3 separate regions of the Homo sapiens genome follow, and regions 2 and 3 are each linked to region 1. The links are chromatin loops, found by intact Hi-C in ENCODE. Cell type or tissue: gastrocnemius medialis. All regions are shown on one strand.

Region 1 (8,000 bases):
ATTTACAGGATATCAGGCAAGCAGTGAACCAAGGAGATCAAACAAGCCCTGGCTTTCTCTGTTCTCAGCATGGCCTGCCTGCTTCTGCTCCTTATGTCTCCCATTTGCAACTTGCTCTAAGTCAACACAGATTCTGCAAACAATCATTCCATAATTTTCTTATCTGATTCTTCCAGTGCTTTCTTTGTGACTCAAGGACTGTCTGCAAGGACAAGTGCAGGTGAAGGGTGGAGTCTCTGGGACAGGTGTGGCTGAGTGGCCATGCAAGATGAGGTATGAGTTCTGCTATTGGCACAATGACCCGGGTTGTGTCGAGCCAGCCACTAGGGCCTCCCACCAACCAGCTGCTCACAGGGTCTTCCATATGAACATCACGTATGTGGTGGTGCTGTGGCACACGAAGGTCCACAGGAGACCATCACTTGGTACTTCACACTGCAGAAATCCTAAAGCTTTCAGAAGAAGCATATAGAACAGAATTCTCAGATCGTCAGACTCGAAGCCATTTAAAATTATATAGTTGAACCTTGAGCAATGCGGGGCTTAGAGGCGCCAACTTCTCACACAGTCAAAAATTTACATATAACTTTTTACTCCCCAAAAACTTAACTACTAATAACCTTCTGTTGACTGGAAGCCTTACTGATAACATAGTCAAGAGTCAATTAACACATATTTTGTATGTTGTATATATTATATACTGTGAAAAAGGAAAATCCGGTTAAGAAAATCATAAAGAAGGAAAATGTATTTCCTATTCCTATTTTGTATGTTGTATATATTATATGATGCAAAAAAGGAAAATGCTATTAAGAAAATCATAAAGAAGAGAAAATGTATTTCCTATTCATTAAGTGGAAGTGGATCATCATAAAGGTCTTTGTCCTCATTGTCTCCATGTTGAGTAGGCTGAGGAGGAGGAGGTGGAAGAGGAGGGGTCTGTCTTGCTGTTTCAAGGGCAGCAGAGGCAGAAGAAAACCCACGTAGAAGTGGACCCGTGCCATTCAAACCTGTGTTATTCATGTGTCAGCTGTACTTCTATTAGGTTTCCTTGACCATTTTGAAAGCATTATAATTCTGTCAAAATAGACTAGCTGCAAATGGTAAACTATTAACAAAAGCCATGCTACTTAGACCACCAACCTCAGAATCTCCTGGCAAGCTTATAAAACAGCAGATTCTCGATTCCAATTTCAGACCTTCTGAATAAGAACTTTTAAGGTCACGGCACAGCAATCTCAATTAGAGTCAAGCTCCCCAGGTGATTCTTATAGACATCAGAGTTTGAGAGCCATTAAAGCAGCATATTTGACTCCATCTCCTGACCCTTCTGAATAATAAAAGAATTTAGTGTATGTTGAATGCAAAGAACTTGTGAATAAAAAAAGCTTTTTACACAGATGAATAACAACAATCATTCTGGAGGAATCCCCAAAAGGAGGATAAAGTGGCCTTGTGAAAATATTGATGATTGTATTGATTCCTTCAAAATCAACCTTTGGCTGAGAAAGACTTCACTAGTCCTTCTCTTTGGATTTTTCCAACAGCTTGATTAAGCCAGCCCCACTCATCTAAAACTGAGGTCTCCACGAGCATGGGGTTTTGGGGTACAGGTGAGGGTTGGGGTTCTGGGGCTGGAGGAGGGGGCACATGCACATGGGTGTGGCAGCCAGCAGGTAGGGTGTGGCCCAGAGAAGGTGGCGACATGAACTTCCAGATCTAGAAGCTAAAGCTACTCCCATCCCAACTGGAAAGTGGAGACAGAAGACCATGGTGGGGAAGGAGGAACTGTCCACCTGGAACACAATTCTGCTCAGACCTTGGCCACAGCCATTGCTTACATACTCTGCTGCCAAGCCCAAGGGGTCGACCAGATTAGGAGTCCGATAGGAACTTGACCTTTTAGGGGCTCAAAGATTATTTCTGTCAGATGGCTTTCTCAGAGGGAAAAGAACCCCAAGAACCACTCCCTGATCTCATGTCTCATTGATTCCACCAGTCAATCACAATGGAATCTGAAGTTTGTCTAAGGACAAAGAGTCAGCACTTTATCCTTATAAAAAGTTATAAAAAGACAGCTATAGACAGCTATGCTGCCAAAGCCCCAGGCACATGAAGGTAATTCAACAACCCATTAAATTTATTATGGTACTGGGAGGTGACAAAATTGCCTTTAGGGCCAAAGTCTGATAAAGAAGAACAGAGCTCTGTTTTAGGTCTGAAATTATACACGGTGTCAGCACATTGACAGGAGCCTGGGAAGTAAGAGGTTGCTTTGAAATTCAGAATGCTGAGTAACTCAACCTATTCAGACCTTTCTACTTTATCATCTCTCTCTCTCTCTCTCTCTCTCTCTCTCTCTCTCTCTCTTTTCCAAGCCAGGTTCTGAATGACTTAAATAGCTGGGTTGGGATTACAAAGGATTTTAGCTGTGGTTTTGTGTGTATTTGTATGCATGCATGTGTATGTATTTATGCGTGCATGTGTGTGTATTTATATGTGTGCATGTGTGTGTGTTTGTGTGTGTGTGTGTGCATGTTTGTGTGCCCCTTAAATCTGGTGCTTTCATTTTTTATGGTCTGTTTTACAAGAGAGAAATTGCCCATTGCTGTGCCAAGAGCGGTCTTTGAAACAGCAGTGAGAAGTCAGAAGAGCTGGGAAAAGGATGTTTGGCTTAATCAGTTTCGGAACCAAGTCCAGTCTGAATACTTATCAATTTCTAAGCCACTGTTTTCCCAGAGTCTGAGCCATGACCCCTCTCTCCCCACATCATTTTGTGGAGCAGGTTGTCAGAGGGAGGGATCAGACAGGGTATGCCCTTTCTGGGAGACTCCTGCTTCCTACCACACTTCACTGTCCTCAGCTGGAAGGAGGCCTTTCTCAACCCTTCTTGGCCTGGAAGCCTCTGTACTGAGAGGTTCAGGAAATCCAGGCAATGATTGATGGTTTGTTCGTGTCAGCAGAGCATAGGAAAAGCTTCTTTTCAGATAGGAGATTAAGCTCTTTTCATTTTGGGATCAAAAGCAAGAAGAAAGAGATGCATTTCATATGCAATCTGAGTTCTTTTAAAGAGTAACACCCTCCTCTCACCTTCCTCTACCCTCACTGTGTTGGAGTGGCACCAGGAGTCTGCGCTTCTGCCAGCTGCAATTTCTCCTTGTACCCGCTGGAAGCCAACCAGGATGGCTGCCGGCCTGGTCCTGCCGAGTCCTGTCCCTTGTTGATGGGCTCCAGGGAGCAATTGGCCCTGGGCCTGGCAGCCCACCTGACCTCCCTGCATTATCCGCTGTCTGTCACTTGTCATCGGGTGAGTCTGGTTGCAATCAATTCACGCAGGCTCCTGTGGGAACACGTCTGGTAACTTATCATGTTGCAGCCTGTCAAAAGTCTGACATGCTTGGGGCAAACGTTTGCTTTGTGCAACTGCTATTTCAAGGGTGTGTGATGTCGCCATCTCAACAGCGTATGTGCCCAGAGACAACAGCACTGAGAGAAAGCATGGTTTCAGGAATCCCAGGATCTGTTATTAGAAGAATGACCATTGTTAGGTAAATAACTCAGGGCACATGGTATGAACATTTGAGAAGGAGGGATCGCCTAGGGTTTCATGTCAGGTCTGGGGTGGGGGAAAGTTTATGCCGCTTTCTTTTCTTTGCGTTAGATTCCTGAATTCATTTCCTCAAAGCTTCTCCCTCCATGAATCTAGAAAGATTTCATGGACAATCTGCCATCAGGCTGAAATGATAACAAAACCTGGATTAGCACACCATTTCCCTAATAGAGTCACATAAACTCTTTTTAAAATTATTATTTCCAAGTCTGTGGCTATATTTTCTAGTCAATTGCCATTATAAATAATTTACCAAGTACAAAGGAGCATTCTGTATTGCCTGATTTATTTTAAATCCATGGCCTAAGGAAACAGAAGAGACCTTTGCTCCCTCTCCATCAGATCAGCTGGCATAAAACAATGTGTGTGCTTGGGATTTAGGTGATATTTTTTCCCTTGCATGCAAACATTGAATACTTTGGCTGAAAGAAAGCAAAACCTTTACAAAGCCCTTGGTGTTTGGATGGTGAGAGACTTGTGGCCCAGGCACCCTGGAGAGCAATGGGCAGCCAGCATCAACTACTAGACATTTGGTAACCAATCTCAGACCAAGAGCACCCAGCCAACCCAATGGCTGACTGCAAAACTGCCCAGTGAACCCATAGACTTGGGAATAATAATAAAAAACTTAAGTTCCTACATTTTGGGGTGGTTTGTTACACAGCAAAAACTAACTGATACATCCTCCAATGACTTAGTTTATATCAATCTAGAGGCCTTTGTCGGTCCTTATTTGCCTCAATGTTTCTGTCTGATTTGAGGTCATCCGTTCTGCTGAAAATCTTTAAAATGGATGCTTGTGGGGTGTTCCAGAGTGGTCTTACTTATAACAAGAGTTATCTTAAGTGACTCCTTGGAGATCTTCATTTACCTAGGCATCTCTATTGATGTGAAAGTAAAGAACCTGTTAATCTCTGTTAATCAGGAAAATGGTGTTAGAATGTGGTTTCTCCATCTACTCTTTGGTTGTCTGGCTAAACCTTGCTACCAGCAATGAGCCAGCTAGGGTAGAAAAAGCCTGGCCAATTGAAGGTTAATAATTGGGAAGTAGGTCCTAGCTACCTACCTATAGCAATCACAGAGTTCATCAGAGAAGCAGAATCAATAGGATGTATGTGTGCATATTTCTATATTATTTTGATTTTTAAATACACATAAACACACACACACTCATAGAAAGAGAGAAAGAGAGAATGATTGACAGAGATTGTGGAGGCCGGCAAGTCCAAAATCTTCAGGGTAGATCTGAAGGCCGGAGACCTAGGGAAGAGTTGATGTTGCAGTTCCAGTCCAAAGGCTGGCAAAATTCCTGGGGGGAAGTGAGTCTTTTTTCCATTAAGACCTTCAACTGATTGGATTAGGTCCATCCACATTATGGAGGGTAACTGCTTTACTCAAAGTCTACTGATTTAGTGTTAATCACATCTAAAAAATACCTTCACAGTAACACATAGATAATGATTGACCAGATACCACCAGATAATGATTGACCAGGTACCAACTAGGGCTAGCCAAGTTGACACATAAAATTAACCATCACACTACTGTTGTTGCTGATTAGATGACTAGACTTTCTTATTCTTAAGAAAGTCACTATTGTTTCTAACCCAGTAGTCATTGTCCAGGACTCAGTAGCTAGATATAGCAGACTGTGAAATGGTTCTGATCTGGGCAGATGTGCTTTGTGACTAATGAATCATGCAAAACATTTATCATATTTGCTTCCCTCTTTATTTCTCACTGATTGATCCTGGATGGGTGAGAAGTTTTCTCTATCAGAAAAGTCATCTAAATCAATAAAAATTTACAGAAACCACAAGCATTGTCATGATAGTGTCAGGGATTGCAAAGATGTCTTGAGGGTCCAGTTTCTTTTTAAATTATAGTCAGAATTACAGTGATGCCACCAAGAAAGAATAAATGTGTCAGAGATAGAAAATGTGATTTCACAATCCTTTGTTTACAGGTTTTAAAAGTCTTTGTCAGTTATGCAAAAAGCCTCTAAAAGTAGGACTAAAAACATGGGACACAAAGACTGGAACAAAACAAATGAATGTGGTTAATAACAGATATGTGGGCTCTCAAGGATATTAACATACATAAAAATTCATCATGAGAAATAATTACATTCCCTATTGTGGCCCACCCTCTAATTCTCCTGGGCCCTGAAAAATAATGGGAAGGTTAACACATTTCTCACATTTCTAAGCATGTTATTATTTCTTGCTTACACAAAAATTGCATAAAAGCAATTATTTGGAATCTGGGAGTAGATGACATATACTAGACTCAGATAAAAGCTTAACCAAAATAGAAAAGCAATCTGGCATTGCTGACAATATTGTCACAAAAATATTACATCTTATGAAGGGAATTTCTCAGAATTCAATAACAACATGTTTAACAGCTAAATGGAGTCATTTGCATACTGTGGCAAAGTAAAAATACAATAATCTCATTTTTTGCTGTCTAATAGGATTTCCTAGGGCTAGATGGCTGGGAAGCATAGTCCGATCCTTGCAGTCTGCCCTTTGCTTTTTGTTCACCCTCTGGGCTTTATCTTCTCCACCAATTCTTTTTCACCCTTTCTGCTCTACCTTTATTCTCATTATTCTTCTTCTTCTTTTTTTGTTTTAGAGACAGAGTCTTGCTCTGTCATCCAGGCTGGACTGGAGTGCAGTGGCGCAATTATAGCTCACTGCAACCTCCCCTCCCAGGTTCAACAATTCTCCTGCCTCAGCCTCCCGAGTAGCTAGGACTACAGGCACACACCACCATGCCTGGCTAATTTTTTGTATTTTAGTAGAGACAGGGTTTCACTGTGTTGCCCAGGCTGGTCTGGAACTCCTGAGCTCAGGCAATCCACCCACCTTGGCCTCCCAAACTGCTAGGATCACAGGCGTGAGCCACCAGGCCCGGCCTTCATTATTCTTTTTTATCCTGCACTCTTTTCCTTTACTCCTTTCCATTATTTTCTTATTCACTAAAAGAGATTCCAACTGACTGCCATTAACCTATTCCTAAGTATTAGCAGAGGAAATGAATGATCATTTCTCATTGTTTTCCTTGTTAGACCTTCTTTTTTTTTTTTTTTTTTCTGAGTCGGAGTCTCACTCTGTTGTCCAGGCTGTAGTGCAGTGGTGCAATCTCAGCTCACTGCAACCTCCAACTCCTGGATTCAAGTGATTCTCCTGCCTCAGCCTCCTGAGTAGCTGGGACTACAGGCACGTGCCATAATGCTCGGCTAATTTTTGTAGTTTTAGTAGAGATGGTCTTTCACTGTGTTAGCCAGGATGGTCTCGATCTCCTGATCTCATGATCCTCCCGCCTCGGCCTCCCAAAGTGCTGGGATTGTTACACCTTCTTTTACCTGCAAGTCTGCCATTATTATTGTTGTCATTTCCCTGGTTACCTCTTTCTAGGCCAGGTCAAGACAAACGGTGGACTGGGCCATTTCCTAGGAGGTACAGAAACATCCCACCAAATTCCAGAAAAAAAGAGGATAGTACAATTACTGAAGTTTTGTGTGTGTTCGTGTGTGTGTGTGTGTGTGCACATATGAATTTTGGTTATTATTTCCTCTTATTTTGCCTGCATTATTTGGATAAAGGCTTTAAATCATCAGGACCAGAATGGCATGGTGGTTGAGAAACAGGGATCTGACATTAGCTTATCTGGGTTCAACTTCATGCTCTCCCATGTTTTAGTTTGAGCCCATAAAAACTTACTTGATTTTTCTGCTCTTCAGTTTCCTTATCTATGGAGTCAGAATAATTATAGAACAGAATTTACAGTACTGCTGGGAAGATTCAATAAGATAGTGAACTGAAAACATTAACACATTGCCTTGTACATAGTGGACATGGCAAAGGTGACTCTCACTCCACAAATCCAGGTGTATGCGAAATAGCACATTTCTTTATTTGTGAATAAATTAGCCTCTCAGTAGTTTGTAATTCCATCTCACATACTCTATTTGGGACATAAAGTCCCTCAGGGTCTTTTTAAGGTTCTGAGCCCACATGATGAGCCAATGCGCTGATGGTGGCCCCTGGTCATTACCATCTGCTCAGCCAAGTAACTGCTGGTGGAGCCATTGTCCTTCCCACCCTCTGCTCTCAAGTTCAGGTTCCTTTTTGAATATAGAATCTTGGGAGAAGCCAGGAACCACTGTCCTTATGATCCCATTTTTGCCAATTCTTTCTTTGAGGTGTCACCCCCTGGAAGGCAGAAGGTGGGCATATCATTGTTCTGTCATCCACATGCCTCACTCCTCTCTAGTCTTGGGAAATCTCTCTCTCTTTTTTATTAAAATCAGGATCAAGCACCTCTCTGCCTCCTGCTTCTTCCAAGTCCTGGTTCTCTTCTATTGCTCTGCCAATCTTGTTTT
Region 2 (8,000 bases), 240 kb before region 1:
TCCAAAACTCCTGGGGATTTGTTGGTGGTCTCAGCAACTTATCCATATTTGAAGCCGTATTTACTCGCTCAGGGCCTCTCAGAGCAGCTGGCGCGGTGGGACCCATCAGGTGGTTGGCTTTATGGCCTCCTCTTTACCTCTGGCCCTGGAAAAGGTTTAGTAATCGCTAAGCCTCCATATCAAGAGTCACCTGAGGCCTTTGCCGAAGTACCCATGCCCAGGTGCATTCCACACGCTGCCCTGTGTATCCCTCTCTCCTGCTCCTGCATTTTGACTCAGTAGGTATAAGCTGGGGCTGGAAAGCGGAATTTTCTTTCATCAAGACCATTCCCATCAAAGCCTGGCAATGATAAGTAACTTATCCAGAGTCACTCTGGACAGCCTGCCAGTCAAAGGTAAAAGAGCATGTACTCTGCTTTTGTTTTCTATCTGTAGAATAAGGAAGGACCAACAGGCTCATTGGACTGTTCATTCTGGGCACAGGCAGATGGCTGTTTGGCTCATTAGTGTTTCATTTCCTGTTACTAGGGGTGGGCATTGTGTGTGGCTCCCCTGTGGTAGAGAAGGACATCGGATGAACATGTGATCTGTGTATCCAGCTCCAACCCAAAAGGTAATGAAAATGGGATCCAGTTTGTAGTTTTGTATATGGAAATAATTATCTTAATTGCAGGTACACATCAGGGGCCAGTCAGAATCTGGCATGAGAATGTCCAAAATGTAGTCTTCTGGTCAAATAGTGACAGGTACATATGTGCAAACCCATTTAAAATAATCAAAAGCTGACTTCCTGAAACTTTACCTGAAACTTTGTTATCTTTTACCAGAATATATAATGATAAGGAGTTGGGAAGATAGTTGAGAATGATGTCGTGGCCATTTGTATCATTAATCAAAAAGGTCTAGGAATTCACATTGTTTGACTGACTTTGTCTTCTATTATCTTTATCAGTTGACGTGGAGATTGCAGTATACCTCCCCAGGAACTGGTAGACGGTGGGAATGTCTAAACCAAATGACTTTTTATGCACGTGAGCAAATGTGTAAGAGTCATAATATATCTGTCTGGAACATAGTAGATTCTTAATAAATATTGGAATGAAAGTTTAATGCTTTGAAAAAGGCTTCTTTTACGTCTACTAAAGTTCTAGCTCAGGATACTGTAGTGTTTTTATTTACTTTTTTTTCCTCTTCATGAAAATCTAGACTCTTAAAATCCAGTATCTTTAGTAGATAATTTGCATTTATTTATTATCCAAGTTTTACATCTTGGCGTTTTTCCAGCAGTGATACCTCTCATGATTCTGTTCCACTGTGAGAAATTATATGCACTTAGAAGCTTTGATTTCTGGTTCATGTTAGAACTTCTCAGTACATGGCCCAGGGCTTTGGGGCTGCTGTGTCCTGGTCTGGCCATTGAGGCTCATGAAGGCTGAGGCCTCTGGGCCTGCCTCCCACATGCAGAGGAGGCAGGTGAGAGCTGGAGGGCCTCCCTGCTGGGCAAGGTGACCAGTACACAGCATTTTCCTTCCCATGAGGATTAAACAATCACTGGGAAACGTTCCTATATCTAAGGAATTATGCCTTATTAAAGGAATCTTTAGTAAGTACTCAGCTTCATGAGCAGATGATCCAAAAAGATGACTCTGAATTAAATTTTTTATTCCTGAGGGCCTTATTAAATACCAGTGCAGCGTATGAGCAACAGGGCATAGCAGCTTCTTTTGGGTGATATTATTTGGTTAAATCAATTACTAATACCAGACTACTGATTTCTTACTAATGTTTTGGTGTAGTGCAGGTAGCTGGGGATGTGGTTTGGGGTAGGAGGTGGTTAAGCCATTTTATCCCAATAGTCTGATGGACAGGAAGATGGGATTGCTGGCTGCCATGCTACCACCAGCTCACAGGGAAAACTGTTTTTAAAAACACAAAGTACGTTTCTTTACTGTCAATAAAGGACTGGCCAAGGGCTATTTCTGTTCTGAGTTAGTTCCTTTGTGGGCCCTGAAAGTCCAACAGTTCTGTGTGTGAGAGAGAGAGCAGATTAGGCAGGGATCAAAAATCAAGAATGAATTGAGGGGAACCGACAGGAAGGAAATTTGTTTCCAGACGGATTTGCTGATGGGTAGGTATTATTACTCTTTGTGAACTTTTATTTCCTTGATGAACAGATAGTCAGTTTATATCTGCATTGAATTAGTCTATAGTAGAAACATTGTAGCTTACTCTAACAATAGAGCAATTTATTTATTTAAAGTAATACACACTAATCTTCATTTACTTATATTTTGAACCAAGGCTTCTTTGTTTTATACAGGTAACCTATTAAAAGTAATATATTACATATATAGTATTTGTATAGAAAGAAGGAAATAAAATCTCCTCAATTGTCAACACCCAATGATGAAAACAAAATTTTGGAGAATTTTCTTCATCTTTTTTCTATAAATACATGGTATGTCTGTGTATGTATGTTTGTATTATATTCTGTTGATATACTGCATATACATTTTGGTGTGCTTTTATTAAAGCACATTTCATTATTTCATGGTCTTTATAAATAGTATTTTTATGCTAGAACATGTATTTATTTTACAGGAGTTGGCATATTTCTTTTCAAGAACACTGACCGGGGCAAAAGGAGGTTTATTCTTCCTGCCTGTGCAGTTCCCAGGCTTAGTGCTTGTGACTGCAGAGTCTAAAGCACTCTACATGCCGGGTCTAGCTGGAGCTGATTGAGTTTATGTTACTATTTGTTCATATTGGAAGCATCCCTTCTGTGTTAAGATGTAGAAGAAAAAGTTTATTAAATGGGATGCTGCTGCCCTATGATTGAGCTCTGCATAGTGAAAATATTTACTCAGTCTGGCTGACTTCTAGGATAATCCCTGCTACCCCATGGGCTGGCAGGAAGGAAGCTGAGCTCTGGCTTCCTGCTGGGCCTAGAGTGCTGATGTCTGGGGTTGCTGGGGTAAATTCAGACATTCTTCTACTTTACATAATTGAGATCACCCACCCACCGGTGGGATGAGGACTCTAGAGTGTGAAATTAACACATCAAGTGAATTTTATATCATGGTAGCCTTGGGCTGGTTTTTGCAAATTAAATTTTTGCCTCAGCCCTGCAAAAGCAGTATTAATTTAGTACTGGTGAAACCAAACTGTTTCCATGACACTTCTACCCTGAGAGGTGAGAGGATCGTTTTATACTAGGATAGTGAGTCTTACTGAATAAATTGTTATCTGTTTGGTAAAAACTACTATTGACTAAAAGTGATTACCCTCATAAAACTTGATGCACATGGTGTAGAAATTTAAAGAAAACATGCATAAAAACGAAGATTTAGGATCATGCATCAGCCAGGAGAAATGCCAGTTAGTTCTTCCAGAAGACTTTTATGGGAGATAACTCATTAGCTGGCAAAATTAAAAAAAAAATTTGTTTGGGGGTGCACTGAGAATGGATCTATCTCTCAGACTTGGTTGCTTTAACCAAACTCAGTAGCGGAGTATGTGACAAGAATGCCTACTTAGTAATGTACAAAACTAAATATGCTCACCATGGGAACCTGAATGCCAGCCTTTTCTCAGTGCCATATTCCCTTCCTGAAGGTAGACAGAGGTCTGCAGGTTGCCCGGCACATTTGCCATCAGAACCGTGGCCGGGGGTGGGGCACATTTACCATCAGAACCAGGGAGAGAAGTGAGTTGAACAATTATGGCTTCAGACAAGGACTGCCCAGGAGAGGACTCCCCATCTAGTGGCTGAGGGTCCTTCTCCTCTGGATGCCAAAATTTCCTCTAGGATCCTCTTTTCATGTCCCCAGTTCCTGCCCAAAACTCTCTTTAATTATGTTTTGCCATTAATTAGGATACAGTCAAATCTTACCTCGAGGCTTCTTGCTCTTTGAAGTGTAAATCTCAGTGGGTTATCTTTTCTCCTCATTTCAAGCTGTCTGGGGAGGTTTCACTGTGTGAGATAAAAGCCTATGGCAACTGGCTTTCCAAGTAGGGTTCTGTTTGAACAATGCAGCTATGACTTGTCACTTTTTCCAGCAAGGCTTTTGTTTTGGCTTACTCTCCATACAGACACTGCTTTGGTGATGTGGAATAATGATCCTTATAAAAATAATGTCTGAGTGTTTTAAATGTATGATTTATCTATGGACTGGAGATGTTACAGTCAGTGTCATGCTGGTACAGGATGTTCAGCCTGTTGACACTTCTCAGCACATGCCGGCAATGTTTCATTTAGCTGACAATCTTTTGTGTCTTCACTGTGCCAGGCATCTTGTTAGGCAGGGTGAGACAATACCACATTGACCAGGTTTCTCTGATTTCTACATCCTCAGTCTAGTGGGATAGACAAGCATGTAAATAAATAATGGTAATGTTGGGTTGTGTCTCTCAGAACACGGAATAGGGCAAGAGCTGTGGCTTGCCAGAGACAGTGAGAACACATGGAAGTCACAGTAGCTGCAGAGGAAATATTCTTTGGAATATTGGAATTTTCAAAGTACCTGGAGTTTGGGTTAACAAGAGTGAGAGAGGAAACTCACTGGCTGGGAATGGAAAGACTGGTTGAAGTCATTGTTTGGTGGGGCCTGATGTGTTGTGGGGTTAAGATAGTGAATGATTTGCATAGAAAGAAACACACAAGGAGTTTTTTTGTAACCTTTGACCAAAGTTAAACACCTACCCCTGCTGTATGTGGCTTCCACTATTGAAAAGCGCCTGAACTCTCAAGAGTCCGTTATGGCTTATCTTAATAGAGAGACTGATAACCACATTATGGGGTGCCTTAGGTAGAAGCGAATGCCAGAAATGGAGCCCAACCCCTGGCAGGCGTTCACTGTATGTTATATCTTCCTATTTGTCCTGTACGCCTGCTGAATTTGTGATAGCAATGAGACCGGATCCACAAACATTGTCACCATAACCTACTGTGGATTACACAGGCGCTGTGCAGTGTCAGCCTCTCACCTCCTATCAGTATTTTATTGAGCTGCCTTCATGAGTTTTTGTTAATCCTCTTTTGCTCACGGGACACAGGTAAAAATTTACTTTTGTTGGGTGTGGGATTTCTTCCACATGGCTTCTCTCTCCATTCTTGACTGTTGTCCCAGAGCTGGCCTGTGTCTCCTGGTCCAACGGATTGCCTCCATCCTGAAAATCTCAAAGACTGCAAAATCCTTGAGATTTTGATATCTGAATCTAAAAAATAGAGGGAAATTAAATGAGCTTTCCAAGAAGTGTGCTTTAACTTTTCCTGGGTAAATTGTCTTATCTTTTTGCAGACTTCAGTCTGACCCCAGTGTTCACTACCTTGGAGCTCTTCCATTTTTTTTTTTTTTAACTGTTTGTATGAGAGGATAAGATCCCTAGTTTTACAAAGCAAAGTTCAAAGATTCTCAAGTGTGATTGATAACAGCTCCCGAAGACACATAATTTCTTTTGGTTTTATCTTGTTTCTGTCTCTGTTTGTTTTTCCCGGATGACACACTTATCTGTCTGGTTTCTCCATATCTGAACGGGGTTTATGTGCCATTGATAGCTGCCTTTTGAATTGCGTGGATTTTGTTTCCATCCTTGTCTGTGCAGCATCAGAGCACATTTGTAGAATTATCAGCTGGTGTGTTAAACTGCACTATGGCCATACCTTATCGCTAAAGGGAGAGAAGAAGTTTTGGGTTCACTTTTTCTTTTAAAAATGTAATTGAGATAATTATTTGGTTATCTTTAACTTAAGCAACAGCAGCAGCAGCAACAACAGAAAACCTGACATGCCAACAGATGAGATAGATGTTGGGTAAATTTGAGGGGCAGGGGCTGCCAGCAAAACCCTTGATGAGAGAAGCTTAGTTGAGTTCAGTTCATTCCTCTGTAAGTTTTGTAACAGACAGAAAGGTAAGCTTTTATCACAGTGTACACATTAAACTTCTTTAAACAGCTTAGTGGATCCTGAGTTCTTGCTACAGATACTTCAGAATGTGTGCACTCATGTTATCTTTAGCAGTAATGTCATCTTTAAGGAATCCTGTGTTAGCTCTTCATGGCTCTCACCAAGTTTAGGTGATCCTTGAACTGTTGACAGTCTTCTGGGTTAACTATGGCTTGCCGTCTCTGCAAAATGCTATTCAAGGACATTGTTGCAATGTGGAGGTTGCTAGGGAAGCAACTTTTCAGTTAATACCCTTGTGAGCTAATACCTTTGTGATGGATAGATTTTTTTCTGTAATAGAGAATTTGCAGAATAGTTTTGTTTAGAAATGTTGTATTGTGCTTTCTAGGACCTAGAATGTAGAGTTCTCTATCCCCTGCTGTTCTGTCCTTTCATCCTTTCATTTATTTAGAATTTCCAAAGACTGCATAGGCTCCGTGGATCTTTTTTGAATCTGCTGATTTTTCTGTGAAGCTGATGTCATGGTCTGGACCTTTACTCTTACATATGCTAATTATTAGATTACATTTGGCTGTTGAGGCTTCCTTAGAGGGGGCTGAAGAAAGTGGATTGTTTATCAGCTGTCTGCTTTGTCTTAGACTTGGTGATACTTCAGTGAGAGCCTATATATGGTGGAGCAACTGGAGGTTCTTCTCTCTGTTAATTAGGCATTTGGTTAGTCTGTCTTGGGGAATTCTGGTTAGAAGTACACCTTGGGGAACCTGACTCCTCACTCCAGCTGGAGGTGATAAAGATCAGGGTGGGGTTATGCTGCTCCAGGTTGGCTTTAGGGGGGCAAAGCATGGCATTGTAAATAGAATTACATTCAGACTTGGCTCCACAAATACCTGCTCTCCCACTCTGGCTTCAGATTACCGGTGGAGGTGAATTGTTGAGTCTGAAAACTTTTCTCTGTTTAATTTTGGGCATGGGAGTAGTGCAGCTGAAAGATAAATAATGTTTGGGTGGTTTCATTTGTTCGAAAGAAGAGTCACTTGTTTTCTCAGAACTGCTGAGATTAGTGATGTGATTTAGAACCTAGAAGTTTTTCACATGTTTGTATTGTAACTGATTTTAAAGTAAAAGCATCTGCCAAAATTGAATAATTAATGTCCATAAGTTTGTAAACTCAATTTCTTGTTTATTTGCTTTTATTCCATGGACAGTTATTGTAAGGAAGCAAGCTAAATACTTCACGGAGAGAAAGGGACATTTAATTTTGCTAATTACAGACACAAATGTATGATGTGCAGATTCTTTCACTTAGAAATTCATTGTTGGAAGTTATTTCCTTATTGTTATTTTGATAAAAAATAATTGTACCCCTTTTAGCCTGTTAGATAAAATTAAACCAAGAAACTCCGTGGAATGCCTGGGAACAACACCCAACTTGCCAGCACAACAGCTGCAAGGCCAGGGCACACACCAAACACGGCTGATGCAGATCCCATTTCTAGAAAGAAAACATCAGCACGTGTGTGACAGTGTCAAGATATGTGTGCATAACATAAATATTGCTCTCTAGTTAAAATAAGTCGTCGTTTCATTCTTCGTGACACCAGTGTTGTTGCAAAAGCAAACTGAAGGGAAATCTACATGGTATCCTGAGAAAGACTAAAGGGAACTATTTTTAGGGTAGCATTGTGGAAAGACTTTTCCTGTTGAAGGCTTTGGAATTTGAGAGGCTGGATAAAGTAAGTTTGTTAAAACTAGGACTTTAAATGTAAATATTTTATTTCATAATCCCTTCTTTTAGCACAGCCACTTCACCATATCCTTTCCTGTAGGAGCCCTTCTTCTTTGTATTGTGTCCTGTTATTGAAGTTTCAGACTGTCCAGCCACTGATCTGCTATGTCTCTCCTATAGATTGTTCTCCATTTGTCCTTCTCTTCTGGTTTGCTCTGATGACTGCATTTAAATAATTCTAGTGCTTGTTAACATTTATCTCTGAGAGAGACAGACAGGAGATGAAGATAGAAATTTAAAACCAAATGTATCCATTTTGATTCTTAATAGTTACTCTGGTGGAAAAAATAACTTTTTAGAGATTGAAAC
Region 3 (8,000 bases), 160 kb before region 1:
ACTGTTACATTATATGTATAATGCCCATGCCTCAGACATAATTCATGGTACCCAAAATATGAATATCTATATATTTTAAGAAAGACGAATGAGACCTTTTCTGATTTTCTTTTTTTTTTTTCAAACTCCTCTTTTCTGCAAACAACCATTCACCCCCTAGAGATGCTGATATTCTGTCCTTAAGGATGTCCCTCCAGGAAAACCACTGCTGATGTGAACTCTTATTACTGTGATTGTGTGTTGTCTCTCTTCAGTGAATTGGACTGAGAAAACATTTAAAGAATTTCTGATCTGTGTCACCTGTAAAACTACAACGTAGATAATCCAAGTATTTTCCTACATGTAGAATTCACATTGGCTTTGCATTTTGATGACAGAGGCCTTATCCTTGATACATTGCAGATGTAGTATTAAGCACCTTAGCTCAAGGAGATGAGAACGTAACAACTAGAGTTTGATATGTTGACTTTAATAATAAATCTGTAAGTTATTTTTATGAGCAAGGCATTCTGTGAGATGGCAAGGAAGTCTGACATTCTTTTAGTAGAGAGGAGATATGTAAGAATTAGGTATGGGAGAATGGTCAGATAAAAATTATGTCTTTCGAGGAACAGACAAAAATCTTCCTTCTAGAATTTGGGGGACTTTAGTTCTGGTTAGAAGACTTAGGTCAAATCTGGGCCTCAGATTCCTCACAAGGAAAGTTCAGGATGTTGGGCTAGAATATCTGGGATTTCCCTTTCAGCTCTGAAATGGGTTTTCTCTCTTGAACACAAAATGAAATGGGATAGGAACATAGGGGATTTGAGCCACTAAGGTGCTCTGTTAACTAGAGCAGAGTACAGAATCCCAGCCATGAAAAGCCTTTATTGAGCTAGGTGCAGAGAATGATAAAATTGATAGCCTGTATCCCTTTTTGAATAGAAATATTTATAGCAAACCCCAGAACAACAAGCCTTGTTAGTCTACATTCTCCATTACCTTGCTGATGTTTGACATAAAAACTTTCAGAATATTTAATTTTAGAAATTCCTCTTTTAGTATGGCTTGAGAAAGACATATTATTATCACATTTTAAGAAGTACTTTTCCCCCCCGCAATGCATCTTTCTTTCTTCCTTGCAATTTCCTAAATCTGAAACCTAATATCAGTCAGCATTTCTCTTTCCGAATTTGAACCACCCTGACAGCAGTGTTGTGATGGGTGTCATTGAACATACCAGGCCTTCTCATCATCCAGCCTTTGGTTTTGTCATCAGTGAGTCCATTATTCATTGAAGGAGCATCCATCCTGCCCTGAGACTGTAAACTGTGCTTGCTCACATCCAGAGCCACGTTCACTGTCAAGGTTCCGAGCCAAGAGAATTAAAATGGAATGTTACTTTCTAAGAAGTCCTTTGAAAATAACATATATGTGTTTAATAAATAGTTAAAAGGAATTTTTTTTTGGCGGGGCTGATTTATATATAACTTTTTGGATGAATATTCTCTCCATCTGTAAATTAATTTATTGGTAACTATATGTAAACACTAAGTATTCGCCTTATTCATGAAAATGCCTTTTATGAATGTCTTTTGGAGCATCTAAGAACTCTATAGGATATTTTTTCTAAAGAGTTTTCAGGTCTGTTTCTGAATTGGATATGAATATTAGAAAGACATACTACAGGGTTCAGAAAGAATATAATAAGTCCGTGAAGGTTGAATGTTTTCGTGTTTTTAAAGTAAAAATTTAGATTTTTAGATTAAAAAAAGATTAACTTAAAATGACTACTTAGAGGTTTCCCCAACAAACACAATGGAATAAATGATGTTAACAACACTGTTTCTTGTTGCTTAAAAAGTAGAGAAATAAGACTGTATAGATCAAGAATTGACAAAGAAATTGAATTCCATTTACATTTTCCTTTTTGTATATCTTTTTGTCTTCATTATCCATGTGCAAAAAGTCATTCAGAACTTTACTCCAAAATTACTTAACTATTTTATAGTCAGCAGGTTAGTTTCAATGTGTGAAACTCAATCTGAGATACTCTTATTGATAATACAGATGGAGTTTGAATTTACAAAGAATCATTCTCCTTTTCAAAAGATGAACAGTTTTATGATTAATAGGGGTTCAAATGTCATAGTTTTTTAACATATATGTCACTGGATAATATTCTGTAAGTGATCACATTCATTCTCCATATTCTTCATTCATGGGATGTATCAATGTACTTCCTGTTGAAAGAAAAAAATTAATTACATTCAGGGAAAGACATATTCAAAATAACATTTTTTGTTCTCATTTCCATATTCAATCAATCCTATTTCATTTTTCTGGGTTCTGGAAGATCAAGTGCCAAGAATAACTAAGAATTAACTGTAAAAACACACACACACACACACACACACACACACACACACACGCACACACACACACAGATGCGGCCAGGCCATCTGCCAGTTTGTCACGCCCTTCAGATAATTGCACCCAGACCTGGACCAGCTTCTCTTCTCCACTGCTCACCTGTGCACTTGGTGGCAAAAACACTTCGCTTTCAGTGGATCACCTAAATCCACACTGTGAGGGCAAGAACAGAGAAGAAAAGCGAGGAAACTAAAGGTGCAGTAGAAAGCGGTGGGGAAGGAAAGGAGCCTCTCAGTCCACAGTCCTGGAGCGGGAGTGGTAGAAACAGTGCTTGATGAAAGCTGGATGGGCAGCATCCAGATACTGGTTGGGTAGAGCTTGGTGTTTTTTGTTTTTTGTTTTTGCAACAGTAACCTTTTAAATATCGAAGCACTAATTTTGTAGCAGCTTACCTTGCTTCTGTAATTCATCTTTGTTTTCAGCTGATTCCACGGGCACGCACTCTCTCTATACCACATACAAAGACTACGAACTCATGTTCCACGTGTCAACCCTGCTTCCCTACATGCCCAACAACAGACAACAGGTATGTCCTCCCCAGCCTGGAGCTTTTTACGCTGAGTATGAAATCTGAGGTGGGCCCACTGATGATATTGATGCATGTAGAACTTGCAAAGAATCAGTGAGGGTTTTTCTTGAATAGCATTAATCATCTTTGACTCTTTGATCATTTGGAAGTATTTGGGCTTTAAAGGGCGTATTGTTGCACTTTTTTCGTATAAAACTTAGAAACTCTTCTGCACTCAGATCTATTGCTTGCTAAGCAAAATCTTTTCTCAGGAGAAACTTGTCTCAACTATATGTTAATTACGAAAAGGCCAACCGTGTTGACCTGACTTCGGTTTTTGTGTGTGGGTAAATAGCTTATTTATAGAGAATACTGTTTGCAGTTGTTACTGGTGCTATTTTCAGCTGTTCCTCTCCATTTCGTTTTTGTTGTTTTAAATGGATTTATTGGCCAAAATTTCTTGACCTTTTTAAAGAGAAAAAAATCAGAGTGCATCATGCTTTGACTACAGCCACTCAGTAAGAATTAAGAACCTTTGAAAACTTGAATGATGCATAAATCATTGTAAAATAATTTACTTTTTGGTATAACTTTGAGTCAAGCAAGTTTTTTTTGCAAAGATTACTAGAAATTATGGCCATTTTTATCTTACGCTAGAAATAGTTGAAATGCTTTGTCTACTGTGAGCTTGAGAAGACTTGGAGGATCACTTGAGATAGGAAAGGACCTACGTTTGGGATAGACGATCTATGGGATAGCTAAGGCTCCATTTCACATCTTGTTTAGAATCTTCTGGGCTCTGCCCATGTTAAGCTGAAGATTTTTTGAAGAATGTTACTGCTTGAGTTTCTGAATATTTGTTTACAGAAAGGTTTGTGAATTACTAGGATCTTATAACTGATTCATTGACATAATTTAATTTTAGGGATTTGATTGTATTTAGGTTAAATCCAGAGTTAAAGTTTGTTTTCACATTTAGGAGACAGTTCTCTGAATGTCACTTAACTGATACTCCTTTGCTCTAAATATATTAAAGCACCAAGGACTACATAGGAATAGCTCAATAGGTATTTGTCAAATGAGTGAAATTTAATTGTCACAGAGAATTTTTCCTTTTTAAAAAAGACTCATAAAAGTATATAAATTTAGTCTAATTCTGCATTTTTTCCCAAAGAGGAAACCAGCCAACTACCTCCCCTTCTCCCATCACTAGTTGGAAGAAGCCCCTTAGCCTCAGATCCTCCAGCTAGGATGAGAAAGCAGGCCTCTGACCCCCAGTCTCTTCTCATGGTAACTGCTAGCTGGATTTTCTTGCCATTTTCCATCTCATACTTATCTCAATCCCTTGTCCTTTCTGAATTTTCTAGTGTTTTCTAATAATCATAGTTCTTCCTACCACCTTCAAAAAATCTATCTCTGTATTACACATCTGTGTATTTTTAAGCATAGACTTAAAATCACTAGATCACATGTATGTATTTATGTATATTTTAACCTAAGGGATTTTAGCTCTCAAGAATTTATTTGCAATAATGCCGAGCAGATTCACTGGATCTTAAGAGGCTTAATTTAGACCAGGACAGTTGTCCAGCAAATACTTGTGAATCATTCAGTAATTAAACTCTGTGGGAGTTGTTGCTCAGAAAACTGATAGGGGTTACTCAAGCCAAGAAAATCTGTCAGTACGTTAGCAGAAATAGAGCCAGTGACTTTTGACCCCCGTCATCGAGTATTCAAACCACAAAGCCTTTCCAGTTCCCTGATTACTTGAGTCATTGGACTTCAGGCTGAATTGGCCCTGGCATTTCACATGTGGCAACCTCCAGAGATTTGAAGTCTTTGCTTTTACCACAACTCAAAACTGGCTTTCCCACCCCCTTTCATTGAAGCGTAATCAAAATCTGTAGGCATTCGAGTTTTATGTACCTGACTTCATTTCACTGAAACTAGCCTTGAAAAAATTGTATGCGCAAAAATCAGGACAGCAAAGCAGTGAAAATGTAGATGCAACTGGGGGATAGAGGAGGATGTGTGTGTGTTAAACTTCCCCAACTGGAAAGTAAAAGAAAAGTCCCTGTAAGTTGAGGCTATACATTCCAAACTCGAGAAAGCTGGGATTTGTATCTGTTTTGTTCCCTGAAGTGTCCCTGTGTGCCCAGAACAGTATCCAGAACATGGTAAGAAGTCAACAAACATTTGTTGAATGAATAATGAATGAATGAGTGAACCTTTCTTAGGAGATAGAGAATTAGGCAAATTAATGCATGTAAAGCACTTAAAATAGTTCCAGGCATGGAACTAAGTTTTAGTTGTTACTGTTTTATAATTCATTAGATATAGAGCCAGTCATATTTTGGATGACCTAATTTGCATTTTATTTTCCTGTCTCCAGTCCTAAAGATCTATTATGAAAAACTAAGACTCTGAATGGTTAAGAAAGTGAGAGACTAAATTTATCAATTATTTCAGAAAATTATTTTTTGACATTTAATATTTTGCAATCACAGGTTGTCATCAGAATGTTCTGTTTGTGGATAAATAATGCCACTTGCAATCTGGGGACATGTGTTTTCCAAATTTGTTAATGAGTTGTATTGACTCCATTTCTCTCACCCTCACCATCCATGCCCACAAATTATGTTAATACCAAAGGTAGAAATGTCTGAAATGACCAGCTGGGTTCATGAGTGCAATTTGAAGCCACAGGACTTAGCAAAGTTAACTGGCCCCTACATGAATTGTGCCTGTAACCTTGGCTTCTTACACTACAGTTGGTGACCATTTAACTGGTCCAGACTCGTCCACATCAGATCTAATTTCTTGTGTTCCTTCTTGTAATAAATCAAGCTGGATGCCAATTCCAAGATGTATTAAAAGTCTTCAGAGAGTTTACCACAGTTGCAAAAGAGCTTTAATCTTTGGAATGGTCTCTGACTCTTGCGTAGAAAAACTCACCAGACCAAAAGAATGATAAGAAACCCTGCTCTTGGAGTTATTTTCTCTCTTCAAAAGTTAAGTCCTGCAAGTCTCTCTGCATCTGTCTGGCAGTCCATCCACTTTTTCCAGGGCTGTCTTCCCCTGTGTGCTTTCCTTCTGCTTGCCCTGGAGACAAGTCATGGTTAAGCCATCGTGGGATGTCATCAGTGGGAAGAGCTTCACAAATTAGCTTTAAACTTCACTTTGGCAACGAAATTCTTTCTTCAAAGTAGTCATATAAAGTAGAGGTGCCTCAGTGCCTGGCACACAGTAACCTATTTTTTAATGTATGCGTAACATTTTAGCTGCTGTGTTGGGAAGGGGTACCTGACGCCTCGTGGAGGTATCTAATGAGTAAGACCAAGCCCCTAGGTTTCTGAGATGCTAATTAAAGGATACTGGTCTTCCTCTAGTAATGGGCTTGACACCAAAGAGGTAATGATGTTGTATTTGGGCTAAGCCTGGAGCCCTTTTCTCCATAGTGGATAGACTGATTGTAAGCTCCTGCCTTAAAGAGTTTGTGTACTTCCTTAAGTCCCTAGTTGGTGTTGCTAAGGACTCATGTAAATACTGGAACAACCTACCTCACTAAGTGCGATGAGCCTTGGGTCCTGCCTATACTTGGGTTCACCTATACATAATACTATAGAATATTTTGGAAGGATAAAATGCTTACTTAGCTTTCCATGAGTAGCTTTATTCCCAGACCCTAAGTAGGAGCATATACTTATACTATATCACAAAGATTGTTACTTAGAGTGAGGGTTGGTATTGCCTAGTGACAGAAAGAAGAAAGAGACATTTATATCTTCATAATCCTGTTATCATCTTTACTTTGTTATGAAGTCATTAAAGATCTGCATTCTTAGATTATTTTGTTTCTTCCTTTGCAAAGTGTTCAATATTTCTTAATTCGTTTGTACATTTGCTCTTGTTATTGGTAAAATATCATAATTATATGAAATGATAAATCAGTGAGAAATCCTTCAAACATTAATTAAATGTAATATCCTGTTCTTGCCCATCAGAAATGAGAACAGTTCACTAACATTCACTTTTTTGCAGGAGGTGGGTGAGACTTTTCTTTCTTTTGTATTTATGTGGTAAGGTGTATATGTTGCCCTTCCTTAGTTATTATTTAGAATGCTTTTCTACATTAACTTTTTCCGTAGGAAACTCTATACGCCTCTTAAAAATCAAGGCATAATTCTAACTACTGGTGCAAACTCTTGAGTATAGTTTATATGAGGGGATATGTGTGTTTATGTACATGCATATGTATGTATAAGTGCAAAATTAGGGCCATCTCCCTAAAAGAGGAAAAGCCAACCCTCTGGGTGAAGGGGAGGAGCTTTCCAGGCAAGAGATTAGGAACTGCAAAGTTCCTTGGGTGGGAACCAGTTGTTCTGTAGGAGGGACAAGACGCTGTCTATATGGTAAGGAGCAGGTGATGAGGTCGGAGAGGTAGGAAGGGATCAGTCATGTCAGAGGAGTCTTTGTCAGCCCCCTTTTTAGTAACAGGATTTAGATTCAAACTCAAGGACCAGGACTGAGAACTTGTGTGCGTTTAGAGAATATGGATTTGCTTCTTTCTAAAGACCTTCTCTGGAGACCTGCAGATGACCTTCCTCTTCTCTGACTCTTATGAGCTTCTGAATCATATCCCGGCTGTTCTCTTTCATGTTGTACAGCCTGCTTTCCCCCAGCATTGGGTGCAAAACAGTTTGTTTCTGTCTTACTGGGTTTAAAATAATAATTTAACAAATGAACCCATATACATAGAGGCTAGCAGATACTGTCTAATTCAGCTTTCATTTTTCACCCAAGTGTGCTGTCTGATACTTATTTTCACTTCCTGGCTTTTTTCTTCTCAGTTTGCTTTTTGAGTTTTTTCCTCTCGTTAAAATTTTTTTTTTTACTGATATATAATAGTTGTACATATTTTGGGGTTACACGCTGTATTTTGATACCTGCATACAATGTGTATTGATCACATCAGAGTAATTGGCATATCTGTTACCACAAACACTTATCTTTGTGTTGAGAACATTTCAAATTTTTTTGCAGCTGCTTTGAAATACACAATAAATTGCTGCTAATGACA

The links. Peaks named below come from ENCODE experiments on the same cell type or tissue, not always from the same donor. Only the 100,000 strongest peaks of a DNase experiment are listed, where the experiment ranks them.
Region 2: it touches region 1 in a loop (5-fold over the local background); 4 of 110 quality-filtered maps call a loop at or near these places.
Region 3: it touches region 1 in a loop (4-fold over the local background); 2 of 110 quality-filtered maps call a loop at or near these places.

Annotation. Positions count from the first base shown.
Region 1 is chr1:232,314,611-232,322,610 of GRCh38, reverse strand. No RefSeq gene overlaps it. Among named protein-coding and RNA genes, the nearest start is that of SIPA1L2, 310 kb to the left of the region's middle. In gastrocnemius medialis, no CTCF peak of the experiment used is centred here; DNase peaks (open chromatin) are centred at 2,872 and 3,320; H3K4me3 peaks cover 479 bases; H3K27ac peaks cover 301 bases.
Region 2 is chr1:232,554,082-232,562,081 of GRCh38, reverse strand. All of the region lies in intron 2 of SIPA1L2 (signal induced proliferation associated 1 like 2), which reads left to right. Among named protein-coding and RNA genes, the nearest start is that of SIPA1L2, 72 kb to the left of the region's middle. RefSeq lists an enhancer at 5,628-6,199 and a silencer at 6,505-6,799. In gastrocnemius medialis, no CTCF peak of the experiment used is centred here; no DNase peak of the experiment used is centred here.
Region 3 is chr1:232,474,565-232,482,564 of GRCh38, reverse strand. It overlaps SIPA1L2 (signal induced proliferation associated 1 like 2), which reads left to right. Exons shown (of 23, transcript NM_020808.5): 7 at 2,835-2,938. Among named protein-coding and RNA genes, the nearest start is that of SIPA1L2, 150 kb to the left of the region's middle. RefSeq lists a silencer at 4,033-4,235 and an enhancer at 7,801-7,970. In gastrocnemius medialis, no CTCF peak of the experiment used is centred here; a DNase peak (open chromatin) is centred at 4,664; H3K27ac peaks cover 757 bases.